2 separate regions of the Homo sapiens genome follow, and region 1 is linked to region 2. A link is an interaction called in ENCODE POLR2A ChIA-PET data of the cell type or tissue named here. Cell type or tissue: GM12878. All regions are shown on one strand. Each heading gives the region's core, and the rest is flanking DNA. Links, peaks and the distances in the headings are about the cores only. Region 1 overlaps DOT1L (DOT1 like histone lysine methyltransferase). Region 2 holds the start of JSRP1 (junctional sarcoplasmic reticulum protein 1).

Region 1 (8,996 bases), core at 500-8,499, 79 kb before region 2:
GTTCTTTAGCCACCTTTGAGCAAGGGACCCTATTTTCACTTTGTCCGGGGCCTGCAAGTTCTGCCTGCTCCCTCGCCAACCCTCGCCAGCCCTGCTCTCCGCTCTGCCCAGCCCCGGCTCTTGCCTCCTCCTATTTCTTTTTCCTTTTTTTTTTTGAGCTGGAATCTCACTCTGCTGCCCAGATTGGAGTGCAGTGGTGCGACCTTGGCTCACTGCAAGCTCTGCTTCCTGGGTTCAAGAGATTCTCCTGCCTCAGCCACTGAGTATCTTGGATTACAGGTGTGTGCCACCACACCTAGCAATTTTTTTTTTTTTTGAGATGGATTCTCACTCTGTATCCCAGGCTGGAGTGCAGTGGTGCAGTCTCAGCTCACTGCAACCTCTGCCTCCTGAGTTCAAGTGAATCTCCTGGCTCAGCCTCCTGAGTAGCTGGGATTACAGGCACGCACCACCATGCCCAGCTAATTTTTTTTTTTTTTGTATTTTTCATAGAGATGGGGTTTCACTGTGTTAGCCAGGCTGGTCTTGAACTCCTGACCTCGAGTGATCCACCCGCCTCGGCCTCCCAAAGTGCTGGGATTACAGGTGTGAACCACCATGCCTGGCCATTTTTTTTTTTTTTTTGGTATTTTTTTGTAGAGATGGCGTTTCACCATGTCTTTGGGAGGCCAAGGCAGACAGCTCACTTGAGGCCAGGAGTTTGAGACCAGCCTGGCCAACATGGTGAAACCTTGTCTCTACCAGAAAAAAAAAAAAAACAAAAAATCTCCAAAACACACTTCACTTTGAAATTTTTTTTTTTTTTTTTTTTGAGACGGAGTCTTGCTCTTTTGCCCAGGCTGGAGTGCAGTGGCGCGATCTTGGCTCACTGCAAGCTCCGCTTCCCGGGTTCACGCCATTCTCCTGCCTCTGCCTCCCGAGTAGCTGGACTACAGGCACCCGTCACTACGCCTGGCTAACTTTTTGTATTTTTTAGTAGAGATGGGGTTTCATTGTGTTAGCCAGGATGGTCTTGATCTCCTGACCTTGTGATCCACCCGCCTCAGCTGGCCTCCCAGAGTGCTGGGATTACAGGTGTGAGCTACCGCGCCCGGCCACGCCCAGCTAATTTTTTCTATTTTTAGTAGAGACGGGGTTTCACCTTGTTAGCCAGGATGGTCTCTATCTCCTGACCTCGTGATCCACCTGCCTCAGCTTCCCAAAGCGCTGGGATTCCAGGTGTGAGCCACCACGCCAACCCCTAAAGTGGTTTTAGACTTAGAAGAAAGTTGCAAAGCACCGCACAGACTTTCTATGTGGCTTTATTTCATCACAGTACCCTGATCCGAACCAGGAGGTGGACGGAGCTGTGGCCTCAGTGGCATATACGTCCCATCCCATCATTGCCATGAGCCCTTGTGTCTCCTGTCTCCCCTATCTAGGCTGATCCCTCAGTGCATAAGGAAAGCTGGGGGGGGGTCTCCTATGGTCTGGCCTTTGGAGGAGAGCCAGCTGGGGTCTCTGTGTGGCACCCCTCAGTCAGGCTTGGCTGCTTCTCTCAGGGTTATACTGAGGTTCTGCATCCTGGCAGGAGCCCCACAGATGGGGTTGCGTCCCGCTGGGCCTTGGGAGGCTCGTGGCGGCTGCGTGTCTCACTGTGATGACGCTGGCCTTGTGTTTCGTCAGGTGGTGTCCACAGGTGCCCTGCTGGTTGCTTTTTCTCTGCCCTGGGAGAGGCTCGCTGAGGCTGCACGGCTGCCTGGGAGAGGCTCGCTGAGGCTGCACGGCTGCCTGGGCGGCCTCTGACGCGCCCTGTGGACTGCAGCATCCAGGGGATCGCGTCTGCAACTCTTATTGCTTTGGCGTTTACCTATTGGGGATTTAAAAAAAAATTGTTCATTTTTATAAAAAAGACATGGGCTGGCTGGGCACGGTGGCTCAGGCCTGTAATCCCAATACTTTGGGAGGCTGAGGTGGGCGGATCACCTGAGGTAAGGATTTCGAGACCAGCCTGATCAACATGGAGAAACCCTGTCTCTACCAAAAATACAAAGTTAGCCAGGCGTGGTGGCTCATGCCAGTAATCCCAGCTACTCGGGAGGCTGAGGCAGGAGAATCCCTTGAACCTGGGAGGTGGAGGTTGCAGTGAGCCGAGATTGCACCACTTCACTCCAGCCTGGGCGACAAACAAACAAACAAACAGAAAAAAGACATGGGCTCTCGCTGTTTCCCAGGCTGGCCTCGAACTCCTGGCTCAAGTGATTCGCTCCCTGCACCCAGCCTGTTGTGGGTTTATATCAGCACAGTAGCACGCAGACGCGACGAAAGTGCACGTGTCCTGGTGGCGTGCACTTGGTCTCTGATTCTCGGTGATGGGTGTGGAGTCGGAGAGGCTTGGGTGGCCCTGCTGGGTGTGAACCTGCCTTTGACATTGGCCTTGTAGAGGGAGCGAAGGGCAGGGTGCTGGACGGGGAGGGATCTGTGTTAGGCCAAGGACCTTGGTTTTAGTTGTGGCAGGTTCTGGGCTATGGCGAGGCCGCCCACGTGGGCTAGCCCAGTGGTTTTTTTCCCATGGTACAGTTGGGGAAACAGGCCCCGTGGAGGCTCTATCACCTGCGGTCACATACCAGGCCTTTGCCAACGCAGGACTCCCAGCCAGGCTGGAGCTCCCTGGCTGGAGCAGCGTCGGGAGAATTCCCGGTGGGCCTGCGGAGCGCGGTCTGAGGGACTTGGGCTGTGTTGAGGGATCAACTGACCTCCAGGGAAAAAATGGGGAGACATGTGGAGCGGAGCTTGGGGCGGCCGTTTGCTTTAGGGTGGGAGAGGAGCAGGACCGGGGGCCATAGACTCCATCCCAGGCCGCTGCCTGCTCGCTGCCTGTAGTAGGACACAGCGTGCCAGAATAGGTCCCCGGCAAGGTCTGTGTTCCCTTCGTGGTCCAGGGTCTGGGAGTGTCTCTGGTGGTACCCGCTGGGTGGTGGGCTTGGGAGCTGCACCAGTTGGGAAATGAAGAGATGGGAAGTTGACGGCATCGCTTGTCCGGGAAGAGAGCGATGGGCTCACGGGGTGGAGGATGGCTCTGCGTCTCAAACTTCTCTCTCTGTTTCAGGATAAACATCACGATGCTGCTCATGAAATCATCGAGACCATCCGGTGAGTGCACGGCCTGCAGTGTGTTGTCTTCACAGCCCTGAGCCACTTCCGTGGACACCCGTGCCCTGCAGATTCTGTTGTGGGGATGGCTCCTGCAGGGGTGGACTCCTGGAGGTGTTGTGAAGCGGATCAGGGGTGACTCAGGGACGGGTAGAGCTGCTTCTCCCAGCTCCATTCCTGGCCAGTGGGTGCAGAAGTCTTGAGCTGCTGGGGTGTCCAGTGGGTCCTCCAGGGGCGTTGCCCTGCCTTCCTCTGTCTCCTTGTCAGTCTCCCTGCTGTGGGTTTTGGGCCGACCTTCACCCTCACGCGCCCTCGACGGCCTCCTGTGTCTGTGCCCCATGGGTGCAGAGAGGAGCATTCTGGGGGTGACTTGGATGGGCAGGAGGCGGAGGCCGTCCTGTCCTCGTAAGCTCCAGCCTGGGCTCCAGGATCTGCAGCAACAGTGCAGGGAGGCCCTCTGGGTGCCTCTCTGCTGCCCACTGGGAAGCTGCCCATGGTGGCCGGCATTCTGCGTGTCTCAGGTGCTCAGGGTCAGAACCCTCATTGTGTGGCACCTGCACGGAGGCCACATGTGTCCATGTGGCCCTGGCGTCTTGCTGGTCTGTTCCTTAGCATACTGGGCTGTGAGGACACCGCCCGTGCCCATGCCCAGCATCTGCCCAGGCCTGCAGCTGCCATAAGGGCCATGCTGAGCTCCTCTTGGCCGGGTGGCTCTGTGCCAGGCCCCTAGCTCCTGAGGCCCTGTAGTTCAGTGTTGGGGCCCAGCGGCACCTCCCTGGCCAGGTTGTTTGAGGATTAAGTGAAATCGTTTGTGTAGGTCGGCCAGGGTGGGCCTGACCCAGGGTCCGTGCTTAGAATGTGGGATCTGCTTTTTTTTAATGTCATGATCCGTGGACCAGGCAGTGGAGTAGGGGCCCCTCTGTTCTTTGTAAAAGAAGTCTGGTGTTATGGTTGGAGGGAGGGCTCTGGATCAGGCAGCTGGACCCCAGCCCAGCCCCCGCCCAGCACCAGCCCCAGCCCCAGCCCCAGCCCCAGCCCCAGCCCAGCTGCAGCATGCTTCTGGCGGCCAGCCGCCTCTCTCTGCCTGGGTTTCTCTTGTTGCAGCTGGGGGCCAAGACTCTGCTGGCGTGGGCCTCTGTGGGTGCTCCTCACAGAGGGCCGGGCAGTCTTTTTAAGAATGCTCAAGCTGTGCACGGTGGCTCACGCCTATAATCCCAGCGCTTTGGAAGGCCAAGGCAGGGAGATCGCTTGAGGCCAGGAGTTCGAGACTGGCCTGGGCACCTTGGGGAAACCCTGTCTCTACTAAAAAAAAACACAAAAATTAGCCGGGTGAGGTAGCAGGTGCCTATAGTCCCAGCTACTTTGGAGGCTGAGGCAGGAGAATAGCTTGAACCCAGGGGGCGGAGGTTGCAGTGACCCAAGATGGTGCCACTGCACTGCAGCCTGGGTGATAAGAGTGAGACTCCATCTCAAAAATAAATAAATAAATAAATAAATAATGCTCAGCTGGGCATGGTGGCTCACACCTGGAATCCCAGTGCTTTGAGAGGCTGGGAGGGTTGATCACTTGAATCCAGGAGCTGGAGATTGGCCGGGCAACATAATGAGACCCCAAGTCTACAAAAAAGTAAAAAATTAGCTGGGCATGGTGGTGCACACCTGTGGTCCCAGCTACTTGCGGGGCTGAGGTGGGAGGATCACTTGAGACCAGTGGCGCTGTGATTGTGCCACCGCCCTCCAGCCAGGCAACAGAGTGAGACCCTGTCTCAAGAAACAAAACCCAAACAAGAAAGAGTGCTCCAGGGCTGTGGCTTCCCGGGGCTGTGACTGTGCAGGTTCTGCCAGTGCTGCCCAGACGTGGTCTCTCTGGGTTAGGATCTCGGTGCAGCAGGGGTGGAAGCCCCTCTCTGACCAGGCGCTTGCTAGTGTGTCTGGAGGTGCTCAGCAGCAGGGGAGCTGCACCTGCTCCCCATGGGAAGGGGCCTGCACAGACTTCTGGGGTCAGAGGAGACCCCAGGCCCCCGGATCTCAGGCAGTGGCGGTGAGAGTGCCTCTCTGGCTGCATGCTCGCCTTCTGCAGGGCTCGGAGCTGACTGTCTTGTTTGAACCTTGTGTGTTTTCTGGGGAGCGCATCTGGAGTCTGGAGCTTAAGCGTTGTAGGGAGCAGGGTCCAGGCACAGGGGCGTGCACCAACACCTGGGCATCCGCGACGTAGGCAGAGACCTCGAAACTCGAACCCCCACCACCTGGAGAGGCTGCTTTCTCCCGTGCATCCCCAGCATGTGGCCAGGGTTCTCACGGTGTGGCTGCACAGACCTTTTCTGTCTCACTTCCTCTAGAAACACCGACGACGTTCTTACACAGCAAACACCATTCAGTCCCCATACGGCCAGTGTCCCAAGCACGTCCTCCCACAGTGGTGTTGTTTTTTTGAGTCAGCGTCTGGCTCTGCTGCTCAGGCTGGGGTGCAGTGGTGCCATCTCAGCTCACTGCAACTTCCACCTCCCAGGTTCAAGCAATTCTCCTGCCTCAGCCTCCCGAGTAGCAGGGATTACAGGTGCCTGCAACCACGCCCAGCTAATTTTTGTATTTTTAGTAGAGGCGAGGTTTTGCCACCTTGGCCAGGCTGGTCTCAAACTCCTGGCCTCAAGTGATCCACCCGCCTCGGCCTCCCGAAGTGTGGGGAGGGCTGTTGTTTAAAGATGATTGGGCTGTCCTAGGCTCTCCTCGTTTGGATGTCCGTTGAGAATCAGCCTTTCCATTTCTCCAGAAAAGCTAGCTGGGCTTTTTCTAGAAATTGGTTTGAGCCTGCAGTTCAGCTTGGGGAAAGGGGCGTTTAAACAGTGTCACTCCCAGGTATTCCTGCTTCAGTGCTTTTTTTTTTTTTTAAGGCGGAGTCTCACTCTGTTGCCCGGGCTGGAGTGTGGTGGCGCATCCTCGGCTCCCTGCAGCCTCCGTCTCCGGGGTTCAAGTGATTCTTCTTCCTCAGCCTCCCGAGTAGCTGGGATTAGAGGCGCCCGTCACCATGCCCAGCAAATTTTTGTGTTTTTAGTAGAGACAGGGTTTCACCATGTTGATCAGGCTGGTCTCGAACTCCTGACCTCGTGATCCGCCTGCCTCGGCCTCCCAAAGCACTGGGATTATAGGCATGAGCCACCACGCCCGGCCTTTGGTGCTTTTTTATGTGGCATTTTGACAATCCTTTGCTGCTAGTATGTGTAAAGACTGCTCCCTTTTGCCTATCGGCCATGCCCCTGCTGAGCTCTGGCGGTGTCCGCGCGTATTCCTCAGCACGCTCTGTGGCGCAGAACCACGGGACTGAGTGAAGACCGTGCGGCCGCTCCTTTCAGGCTCCTTGCTGCTTTGAGTGTTTTTCTTGCCGAGTTGCGCTGGCCGGAACCTCCTGGACAGTGTGATGAGAAGTGACTGCAGATGGCCTTGCTTGGGTTGCTCTCGGGGCCTCGCTCGGTGCCTGGGGCTTTTGATGATCTGCATTGTGAGGTCCCCTGCCGGTGTTGGCCAGGTGTGCAGGCGTTGACCATGCTGGGGACGGGTGACGAGAGGCACCAATAATCACAGAGGGCGGATGCCACAGCCCTTCTGACAGGATGCTGTGTCTTTCAGTGTGGAAGGGTCTTGGAGGGCACCCGGACCTGAGGTCAGGTCCTGGCCAGCTGGTTGGGGAGTCTGGGGACTTGGCGTGGGGTAGGGGGCAATGAAGCTACTCTCGGAGTTCTGGGAAGCTGCCCGCTGGACTTAGCAGGTCAAGAGGACTGGGGAGCAGAGGCCGAACCCCCATCCCTCCCTGACCCCTCCTGCAGAGCCGCAGGCCAGGTGGCTGCGGAAGGTGGGCCTGCTGCTGTCACAGCGGCTCAGTGACTGGTCCCGTGCCCTTTCCAAGCGGAAGGCGTGTCCTTCCATTTCTGGCCTCTTGGAGGGTACCGTCCTGATGGCACCGAATGCCGTCCTGTGGGCTTTCCGTACTCGCCCACACGGGGCTGCTCAGATCTCCGTCCTTGTTCCTTCGGTGAATTGCAGTGACTAATTTTAGAGTGAAGCAGCTTTTCCTCCCCAGGAGGTGCTGTGTGTGGTTGTGAGGTGCCGCTGCGGTTTCCTCACGTTTTTAAGGGATAGTGGGGTGTGTTGGTCAGGGATGTTGGTCAGCTGTTGCCTTTCTTGTCCTTTCTTTCCAGCCCTTTGCGTCTCTATGGTTTTGGTGTCAAGATGACGCTGGCTGCATAAAACTCTGAGAAAGTTTCTGTAGGTTTAGTGTTTGTCTTGTCAGTGTTTGATGGAATTCACCAGTGTGTTTTTGTATTTTGTATTTTTAGTAGAGACGGGGTTTCTCCATGTTGGTCAGGCTGGTCTCCAACTCCTGACCTCGTGATCTGCCCACCTCGGCCTCCCAGAGTGCTGGGATTACAGGTGTGAGCCACCGCACCCGGCACCAGTTGGCTTTAGTTTCTAGTCAGTCAGTTGCTTTTCGAGCTCTGATGTGGCCAGTGGGTCCCTAGACCAGCCCTGTAGCAGATAAGTTCACTTAGGTCCCCAGAGCCACTGGTGTGTGGCCTCGAAGCCACGTAATACCTGTGTGATTCAGTAACAGCTTCGTGGTAAACATCGTAGCCTTCGTTTTGAAGTCACGCCTCCCTTCTCTCTCCACTTTGAGTGGAGGGGTAAGGATGTTTGTTTTCTGTTGGAGAGGATGCAGTGTTTAAGAACATGCGGGGTAATACTCAAGATTGTTTACACCTGTCATCCCAGCACTGTGGGAGGCTGAAGTGGGCGGATCACTTCAGGTCAGGAGTTTGAGACCAGCCTTGCCAAAATGGCCTAACCCGGTCTCTACTAAAAATACAAAAATTAGCCAGGCGTGGTGGTGGGCACCTGTAGTCCCAGCTACTTGGGAGGCTGAGGCAGGAGAATCGCTTGAACCCAGGAGGCGGAGCTTGCAGTGAGCCAAGATCACGACACTGCACTCCAGCCTGGGCAACAGAGTGAGACTCCGTCTCAAAACAAAAACAAAAACAAAAACAAAACACAAAACAAAACAAAAAAAACCAAACCCTTCCTGATCGTTTCTGCTGCTGTGTTTCAGATGGGTCTGTGAAGAAATCCCGGATCTCAAGCTCGCTATGGAGAATTACGTTTTAATTGACTATGACACCAAAAGGTAAGCAGAGTCCTGTCCAGCCGCTCCGCTCCGAGGACAGACTCGGCTCTTGGGGAGGACAGGAGGACGCATCCTATAATTAGCTCTTCTTAGATGGTGCAAGCTGATCTGAAATTTCCTTTTAGAGTTGGCCGTGGCCACCATAAAGTTATTTTGGTAGGAAATGTTTATCAACTCTTGGCAAAGGCTGTCAGAGGCCGGACAGAATTGGAAACTCCGGTTGTGGAAAGTGGGATTGGCATGTGTGGAGTCAGCCCGCGCTAGTGATCGCTCTTTTTATAGCGGGCGGCTGACGGCCAGAAGTCCGCGTTCCTGCCTGAGGCTGCTGGGAGGGCCTGGGCGGCCTTAGGCTGCTTGGCAGCTCTGTTTAGATCTCAGCTGGGTTTGGTTAGTCCCTCTGTCTCCAGCCCTGTGGCTGCGTTAGCAATTTCGCCCTGGCAGCTCCTGGGTCTCGGAGGAGGGTCTTGTGGGTGGAGAGGGGCAGGGCTGTCTCTGGAATGCTTGCTTGGAAGTGTTTTGTTTTTCTTTGACAAGGAAGACATTCCAGGCTCATGCCTTTTTCAGCTCTTGAGTCTGAAATCAACAGAGTAGTCCTCCATCAAGGGCTGTGCTGTCGTGAGCTTAGGTGAGCCCCTCTCCACAGAGAGTCAAGCCCAGAGGGCCACGCGGCTGCACTTTACCTGGCTCTCCG
Region 2 (8,996 bases), core at 740-8,739:
TGGACAGGACGGAGGATGGGGAGGGTGGCCCCGTGATGGACGGCAACAGGTGGCCAGAGACCGCGGGTGGGCCAATCAGCATGCCCGCTGGAGTGAGGTCACAGCCGGGGAGTCCCCCACCCTTCCCTGCCATTGCAGCAGGGCAGGGCATTGCTCCTACTCAGCACTCGCCACTGCCACCCAGGGAGACGTAGCGCCTGCAGCTGGGACTACAGGCGCGCACCATCACACCCGGTAAGTTTTCAATTTTTTTTGAGACGGAGTCTCGCTCTGTCTCCCAGGCTGGAGTGCGGTGGCGCGATCTCCACTCACTGCAAGCTCCGCCTCCCGGGTTCACGCCATTCCCGTGCCTCAGCCTCCCGAGTAGCTGGGACTACAGGCGCCCGCCACCGCGCCCGGCTAATTTTTTTTGTATTTTTAGTAGAGATGGGGTTTCACCGTGTTAGCCAGGATGGTCTCGGTCTCCTGACCTCGGAATCCGCCCACCTTGGCCTCCCAAATTGCTGGAATTACAGGCGTGAGCCACTGCACCCGGACTAATTTTTGTATTTTTTTTTCAGTAGAGACAGGGTTTCCCTATGTTGGCCAGGCTGCTCTCGAACTCCTGACCGCAAGTAATCCATGTGATCCGCTCGCCTTGGCCACCCAAAGTGCTGGGATCCCAGGCGGGAGCCCCTGCAATGCATTCATTCCTGCTGTTTAAAGCCACTGTATTTGGGGTCATTTGTTTCTGTGGCTCTGGCAGGCTCATACACTCGGAACTGCCTGCTCCCACACCGTCATGCAGAGAAACCTGACGCCTCTGCTCTGGAGAGGACCCGGGGTCTCTCAGCCCCCAAAGGCACATTCTAAGGCCTGCAGGCAGATGTTTGAGCCCTACCTGCAAAGCATGGTGACTCTGGGAGTCCTGAGGGAAGAGGGGAAGTGGATTTTGGTGGTGAGGCCTGTGTGTTAAAAATCCTGAGTGAATGGCCGGGCGCGGTGGCTCACGCCTGTAATCCCAGCACTGTGGGAGGCTGAGGCGGGCGGATCGCCTGAGGTCGGGAGTTTGACACCAGCCTGGCCAACATGGTGAAATCTTGTCTCTATTAAAAATACAAAAATTAGTGAGGCGTGATAGTGGATGCCTGTAATCCCAGCTACTGGGGAGGCTGAGGCAGGAGAATTGCTTGAACCCGGGAGGTGGAGGTTGCAGTGAGCCGAGATCACATCATTGCACTCCAGCCTGGGCGACAGAGTGAGACTCTGTCTCAAATAATAATAATAATTCTGAGTGAATAGGGCCTCCCCAGGAACTACCAAGAGACCCAGAAGGCCAGCCCGCCTTCAGCAAAGCAAGGGCTGGGGTTCCCTGGTCCCCACTCCCTCCGCTTTAGAAACGGCTCTCGGCCGGGCGCGGTGGCTCACGCCTGTAATCCCAGCACTTTGGGAGGCCAAGGCAGGTGGATCACAAGGTCAGGAGATTGAGACCCTCCTGGCTAACACGGTGAAACCCCGTCTCTACTAAAAATACAAAAAATTAGCTGAGTGTCGTGGCGGGCGCCTGTAGTCCCAGCTACTCGGGAGGCTGAGGCAGGAGAATGGCGTGAACCCGGGAGGCAGAGTTTGCAGTGAGCCGAGATGGCACCACTGCACTCCAGCCTGGGCGACAGAGCGAGACTCTGTCTCAAAAAGAAAAAAAAAAAGAAATGGCTCTCATTTTTTTCTGTATGACACAAGGCAGAGACAAACAGGAAACAAAGAGAAGCTGAAAGCAAAAACTGTAAAGCACCTGTCATCTTCCCGCCCCCAAACAGACACTGTTTAATAGTTTGACATGTTCTTTCCGCTGTTTGTAACTTGTGATTTTATTATTAGTTCCATATTTATTTTTATAAAGCTGGCATAATTAGCGAAGGGCTGAACATCTTGTTTGTAACCTAGATTTATTTTTTCTTCCTAAAAGTTTTTTTGTTGTTGTTGAGATGGAGTCTCTCTCTGTCACCCAGGCTGGAGTGCAATGGCGCGATCTCGGCTCACTGCAACCTCTGCCTCCTGGGTTCAAGCGATTCTCCTGCCTCAGCCTCCCGAGGACCTAGGATTACAGGCATGCACCACTGCGCCTGGCTAATTTTCATATTTTTAGCAGAGATGGGGTTTCACCATGTTAATCAGGCTGGTCTCAAACTCCTGACCTCAGGCGATCTGCCCACTCTGGCCTCCTGAAGTGTTGGGATTACAGGCGTGAGCCACAGTGCTTGGCCCCTCCTAAAAGTATATTACAGCTTGGCAGTTCCTCAAAAAGCTAAAATAGAATGACCATAAGATGCAGAAACTCTACTCCTAGGTATCTACGAAAAGGAATCCGAAGCTTGGACTCAGATATTTGCACACCCAAGTTCAGGGCAGCACGATTCTCCGCAGCCACATGGTGTAGGCAGCTCTAGCGTTCCATCCTCAGATACACGGATCAACACAGCGTGGCCCTTCCACACGGTGAAGTACGACACAGCCGTGAACAGGAACGAGGCTCTGACTGCGGCCATGGCGTGAATGCACTTTAAGGATGTCACGCTCGGTGAGAGGTGCCAGACACAGAAGGCCATGCTGTATGTGATCCCATTTCTATGAAATGTCCAGGACAGGGCCGGGTACAGTGGCTCATGCCTGTAATCCCAGCACTTTGGGAGGCCAAGGTGGGTGGATCACGAGGTCAGGAGATCGAGACCATCCTGGCTAACACGGTGAAACCCCGTCTCTACTAAAAATACAAAAAATCAGCCGGGCGTGGTGGCGGGCGCCTGTAGTCCCAGCTACTTGGGAGGCTGAGGCAGGAGAATGGCGTGAACCCGGGAGGCGGAGCTTGCAGTGAGCTGAGATCACGCCACTGCACTCCAGCCCGGGCGACAGAGCGAGACTCCGTCTCAAAAAAAAAAAAAAAAAAAAAAAGAAATGTCCAGGACAGGCCAATTCACAGAGACAGGAAGGGGATTTGTGGGTGCCGGGGCTGGGAAGGGGATGGGGAGTGATGGCTGATGGGGATGGAGCTTCATTTAGGGTGACAAGAATGTTCTGGAATAAGACAGGGGTGGTGGTTGCTGAGTCATTTCACTTAGGATGATGATCTCCAGCTCCATCCATGTTGCTGCAAAATATGATTTCATTTGTTTGTTTTTTGAGACAGGCTCTCATCTCCGTCACCCAGGCTGGCATGCGTTGGCGCAATCAGGGCTCACTACAGCCTCAGCCTCTTCAGCTCAGGTGGTCATCCCACCTCAGCCTCCTGAGTAGCTGGGACCACAGGTGCCTGACACCACACGCAGCTAATTTTTTATTTTCTATTTATGAGACAGAGTCTCACTCTGTGGCCCAGGCTCCAGTGCAGTGGGGCCATCTCTGCTCATTGCAACCTCTGCCTCCCAGGCTCAAGCGATTCTCCTGCCTCAGTCTCCTGAGGAGCTGGGATTACAGGCATATGCCACCATGCCCAGCTAATTTTTTTTTTTTTTTGAGATGGAGTTTCGCTCTTGTCACCCAGACTGGAGTGCAGTGGCACAATCTCGGCTCTCTGCAACCTCTGCCTCCCGGGTTCAAGTGATTCTCCTGCCCCAGCCTCCCAAGTAGCTGCGATTACAGGTGCCTGCCACCACATCCAGCTAATTTTTGTATTTTTAGTAGTGACAGCGTTTTGCCATGTCGACCAGGCTGGTCTCAAACTCCTGACCTCAGGTGATCCACCTGCCTCGGCCTCCCAAAGTGCTGAGATTACAGGCGTGAGCCACTGCGCCCAGCTGCTAATTTTTGCATTTTTAGTAGAGATGGTGTTTCACCATGTTGCCCAGGCTGGTCTCGAACTCCTGGGCTCAAGTGATCCACCGGCCCTGGCCTCCTGAAATGCTGGGATTACAGGTGTGAGCCACCACGCCCTGTCTCTATGCTTAACTTTTTGAAGAGCCACCAGTCTCTCTTCCAAAGCGACTGAACTGTTTTACCTGCCCAGCAGCCATACAGGAGCGTTCCAACTTCTCCACGTCCAACTCGTCATTTTCCAGTTTCTTTGTTTGTGTTTTTATTGCCAGCCTAGTGGGTGTGAACGGCATGATCTCATTGTGGTTTCGATTTGCATTTCTCTGGTCAAAATAAATAGCTTTTTTTTTTTTTAAGAGACCAGGTCTCCCTATGTTAGCGAGGGTAGTCTGAAACCCTTGGCCTCAAGCAATCCTCCTGCCTTGGCCTCCCAAAGTGCTGGGATCACAGGCGTGAGCCACCGCGCCCAGCCTCAACAGCATTTTCACCTTCTTATTCTCATAGTGTCTCCCTTTGCATTCCTTTCCTGGAAGGCTCAGCTTTCCCAGAAGCAAAGCCTGGACACGGGGCCTCTGTGGGACTTTCTTTTTTTATCTTTTTTTTTTTTGAGACGGAGTCCAGCCCTGTTGCCCAGGCTGGAGTGCAATGGCGCAATCTCGGCTCACTACAACCTCTGCCTCCTGGGTACAAGCAATTCTCCTGCCTCAGCCTCCCAAGTAGCTGGGATTACAGGTGCGCACCACCATGCCCAGCTAATTTTTTGTATCTTTAGTAGAGATGGGGTTTCACCATGTTGGCCAGGGTGATCTTGAACTCCTGACCTAGTGATCCACCTGCCCCGGCCTCCCAAAGTGCTGGGGTTACAAGTGTGAGCCACTGAGCCCGGCCTGGACTTTTTTTTTTTTTTAAGACTGAGTCTGCCCAGGCTGGAGTGCAGTGGCACAATCTCGGCTCACTGCAACCTCTGCCTCCCAGGTTCAAGTGATTCTCCTGCCCCAGCCTCCCAAGTAGCTGGGATTACAGGTGCATGCCACCACACCCAGCTAATTTGTGTATTTTTAGTACTGACAGGGTTTTGCCATGTCATCCAGGCTGGTCTTGAATTCCTGACCTCAGGTGATCCTCCTGCCTCGGCCTCCCAAAGTGCTGGGATTACAGGCATGAGCCACCACACCCGGCCTATTTTTGCTAATTTTGTGAAGAACAGTGTCAGCTGAGGGCACTGACTCTGGATGGAGACGACTCAGATTCTGACCCTGACTCCACTGCTGCCTGGCTGTGCCACAGTTTCTTTTCCTGTAAAATGGAAATAAAATGGAGACCCCACCTCCTGGGGTCCTTGTGAGCATTAAGCCAAGCACGGGGACAGGTGCTTGGCTCCTGTACACAGCTTGAGCTGTGTACTCATATTGTTATCGCTGCCATGACAAAGGTGCGGAAGCCACTGAGGCTGTGAGATTCCGCACCCCGTGGAAGCCCAATGGTGACACCCCCCACAGCAGGGTCCTTCCAGCCTCTGGAACACAAAACACCTGAGTGGGAAACCCCCAGGGGACCCTCAGCATGGGCCACTGAGGCAGGAGGTTGAGAACTGTGGGGAGTGCTGGGCAGTGGCCAACTTCCTGCCTCTGCCAGGGCAGCACACCAGTTTCATTTGTGTCCACCCTACTTGTTCTCAGGGAGAGGTGGCTCCTTTCCTGGGGTGACTTCTAGGCTGGGGCATTTAATTGCTAGTGTGAGATCTTCCAGGGTCTTCCTCTCTTGGCCATAGTGACGTTCAAGATGGCAGGGGAGGTGAGCAGCGCCCCCTAGGGCCTGAGAAGCTCATGGAGCAAGAACAAGAAATAGACCTTTCCTGGTTTGCAGGTGTGTTTACAATTTTTTTGTTTTGTATTTATTTATTTATTTTAAAAATTTTATTCATCTATTTATTTTTGAATGGGGGTCTTGCTATATTGCCCAGGCAGGTCTTGAACTCCTGGACTCAAGCTATCCTCCTGACTCTGCCTCTCTAAGAGCTGGCATTATAGGTGTGAGCCACCATGCCTGGCCCGTTTTGTTTTGTTTTTTAAAGAGATAGGGCTGGGCACAGTGGCTCACACCTGGGAGGCCGAGGCAAGTGGATCACTTGAGGCTCGGAGTTCAAGAGCAGCCTGGGCAACGTAGCAAGACCCTGTCTGTACAAGAAAAAGAAAAAAAAAGAAAAGAAAAACAATAAAAAACAATTTTACGACTGGGCGTGGTGGCTCACGCCAGTAATCTCAGCACTTTGGGAGGCCGAGGCGGGTGGATCACGAGGTCAGGAGTTCAAAACCAGCCTGGCCAAGATGGTGAAACCCCATCTCTACTAAAAATACAAAAGAAATTAGCCAGGCGTGGTGGCAGGTACCTGTAATCCCAGTTACTTGGGAGGCTGAGGCAGAGAAGTGCTTGAACCCGGGAGGCAGAGGTTGCAGTGAGCCAAGATTGCGCTACTGCACTCCAGCCTGGGTGACTCCGTCTCAAAAAAAAAAAATTTACAAAAGTAAAGGTCAAACTCCATGAAAATAGAGACATGGACAATGTGGGGCAGGAAATACTGAAGAGCCGCAGAGAATGAGGTTCAGATGCTCTGCGCATAAAGCTTTCTTCCTTTTTCTATAACAAACCTTTGTGAATGCATTAGGCCAGGCACGGTGGCTCACACATGTAATCCCAGCACTTTGGGAGGCTGAGCCACGAGGATCACCTGAGCCCAGGAGTTTGAGACCAGCCTGGGCAACATGGTGAAAACCCATCTCTACAAAAATACAATAAAATAAACATGACAAATACTGCAAAATAAAATCCTGAAAATTATAGCAAGGGGCAAAACCATAAGAAATATAGGCTGGGCGCGGTGGCTCACCCCTGTAATCCCAGAATTTTGGGAGGCCGAGGCGGGCGGATCACCTGAGGTTGGGAGTTCCAGACCACCCTGGACAACATGGTGAAACCCCATCTCTACTAAAAATACAAAAATTAGCCAGCCGTGTGGTGCACGCCTGTAATCCCAGCTACTGAGGAGGCTGAGACACGATAATCCCTTGGACCTGGCAGGTGGAGGTTGCAGTAAACTGAGATGGCGCCTCTGCACTCCAGCCTGGGGGACAGAGTGAAACTCCATCTCAAAAAAAAAAAAAGAGGCCGGGCGCGGTGGCTCACGCCTGTAATCCCAGCACTTTGGGAGGCCGAGGCGGGCGGATCACGAGGTCAGGAGATTGAGACCATCCTGGCTAACACAGTGTAACCCCGTCTCTACTAAAAATACAAAAAATTAGCCGTGCATGGTGGCGGGTGCCTGTAGTCCCAGCTACTCAGGAGGTGGAGGCAGTAGAATGGCGTGAACCTAGGAGGCAGAGCTTGCAGTGAGCTGAGATCGTGACACTGCACTCCAGCCTGGGCGACAGAGGGAGACTCTGTCTGAAAGAAAAAAAAAAGAAATATAAGTACGGTAAAGGGAAAAACAACAACTTGCTCGAGATAAGCCCTGTTTACTTGGGGGCCTCGCTTTTCCATGTGTGTTTGCCCAGCTCATCCTGAGGCTGCCCACACGGCTGTGGGTCCTGCTTTATCACCCAGCAGCAGATGCCTCTGCGGCTTTGTGGCCAAACCCTGGCCCTGCACAGCCTCCTTGTGGCCTGAGCTTATTGCAGGCTGCACGGTGCACATTACAAATGGTCAGTTGGAGGCCAGGCGCGGTGGCTCACGCCTGTAATCCCAGCACTTTGGGAGGCCGAGGCGGGTGGATCATGGGGTCAAGAGATCGAGACCATCTTGGCTAACATGGTGAAACCCCGTCTCTACTAAAAATACAAAAAATTAGCCGGGTGTGGTGGGGGTCACCTGTAGTCCCAGCTACTTGGGAGGCTGAGGCAGGAGAATGGTGTGAACCCGGGAGGCGGAGGTTGCAGTGAGCCGAGATTGTGCCACTGCACTCCAGCCTGGGCGACAGGGCAAGACTCCGTCTCAAAAAAAAAAAAAAAAAAAGTTGGTTCAGCCTGGCGCGGTGGCTCACGCCTGTAATCCCAGCACTTTGGGAGCCCGAGGCGGGCAGACCACGAGATCAAGAGATCGAGATCATCCTGGCCAACATGGTGAAACTCCGTCTCTACTAAAAATACAAAAATTAGCCAGGCGTGGTGGCCTGTGCCTGTAATCCCAGCTACTTGAGAGGCCGAGGCAGGAGAATCGCTTGAACCTGGGAGGTGGAGGTTGCAGTGAGCCGAGATCACGCCACTGCACTCCAGTCTGGGTGACAGAGCAAGACTCCGTCTCAAAAAAAATGGTCGGTTCCCCAGGAGGCGGAGGTTGCAGTGAGTGGCCACTGCACTCTAGCCTGTGCGACATGTCAAAAAAAAAAAAAAAAAAAGGCCGGTTCTTGTTTACTTCCCTTTTTCTTCCCCACACTGTTTGCTCAAAAGAGTTCAAGCGCCTTCTGAGTTTTTCTTCAGGAGACAGAGCCAGGCTTGAATATAATGCCAGGCAGGAACACATGGAGAAAAGGAGGCCCAGATTCTGCCTTATTTTCCTGATTTTTCTTTTTTTTTTTTTTTTTTGAGATGGAGCCTCTCTCTGTCACCCAGGCTGGAGTGCAGTGACGCGATCTCGGCTCACTGCAAGCTTCGCCTCCTGGGTTCACACCATTCTCCTGCCTCAGCCTCCCGAGTAGCTGGGACTACAGGCACCCACCACCGCACCCGGCTAATTTTTGCTGTATTTTTAGTAGAGACGGGGTTTCACCGTGTTAGCCAGGATGGTCTCGATCTCCTGACCTCGTGATCCGCCTGCCTTGGCCTCTCAAAGTGCTGGGATTACAGGCGTGAGCCACCACGCTTGGCCATTTTCCTGCTTGCTTTCATTTTTTTTTGAGACAGTGTCTTGCTCTGTCCCCCAGGCTGGAGTGCAGTGGTGTGATCACAGCTCACTGCAGCCTTGACCTCCTGGGCTCAAGTGATCCTCTTGGTTCAGCCTCCCAAGTAGCTGGGATCACAGATGCCCACCCAATCCCAGCTAATTAAAATTTTTTTAATTTTTTAAAATTTCTAGAAGTTTTTAAAATTCTCAACAAAGTGAGAACCTAGAGATAGGGTCTTGCTATGTTGGCCAGGCTGGTCTGCAACTCCTGGGCTCAAGCGATCTTCTTGCTTCAGCCTCCCAAAGTGCTGGGATTACAGGCGTGAGCCACTGTG

Evidence for each region. Peaks named below come from ENCODE experiments on the same cell type or tissue, not always from the same donor. Only the 100,000 strongest peaks of a DNase experiment are listed, where the experiment ranks them.
Region 1: POLR2A ChIA-PET joins it to region 2 with 5 read pairs; 2 of 35 experiments call an interaction of 5 or more read pairs at or near these places.

Annotation. Positions count from the first base shown.
Region 1 is chr19:2,177,625-2,186,620 of GRCh38, forward strand. DOT1L (DOT1 like histone lysine methyltransferase) reads left to right here. Exons shown (of 28, transcript NM_032482.3): 2 at 3,089-3,132; 3 at 8,231-8,305. Among named protein-coding and RNA genes, the nearest start is that of DOT1L, 18 kb to the left of the region's middle. RefSeq lists enhancers at 3,066-3,649, 5,122-5,281, 5,472-5,561. In GM12878, for the core only: no CTCF peak of the experiment used is centred there; a DNase peak (open chromatin) is centred at 5,497; H3K27ac peaks cover 1,219 bases.
Region 2 is chr19:2,256,408-2,265,403 of GRCh38, forward strand. It overlaps JSRP1 (junctional sarcoplasmic reticulum protein 1), which reads right to left and starts at 10. Exons shown (of 7, transcript NM_144616.4): 1 at 1-10. RefSeq lists an enhancer at 4,078-4,217. In GM12878, for the core only: a CTCF peak has its summit at 5,594 (motif pointing left); a DNase peak (open chromatin) is centred at 4,075; H3K4me3 peaks cover 281 bases; H3K27ac peaks cover 1,249 bases.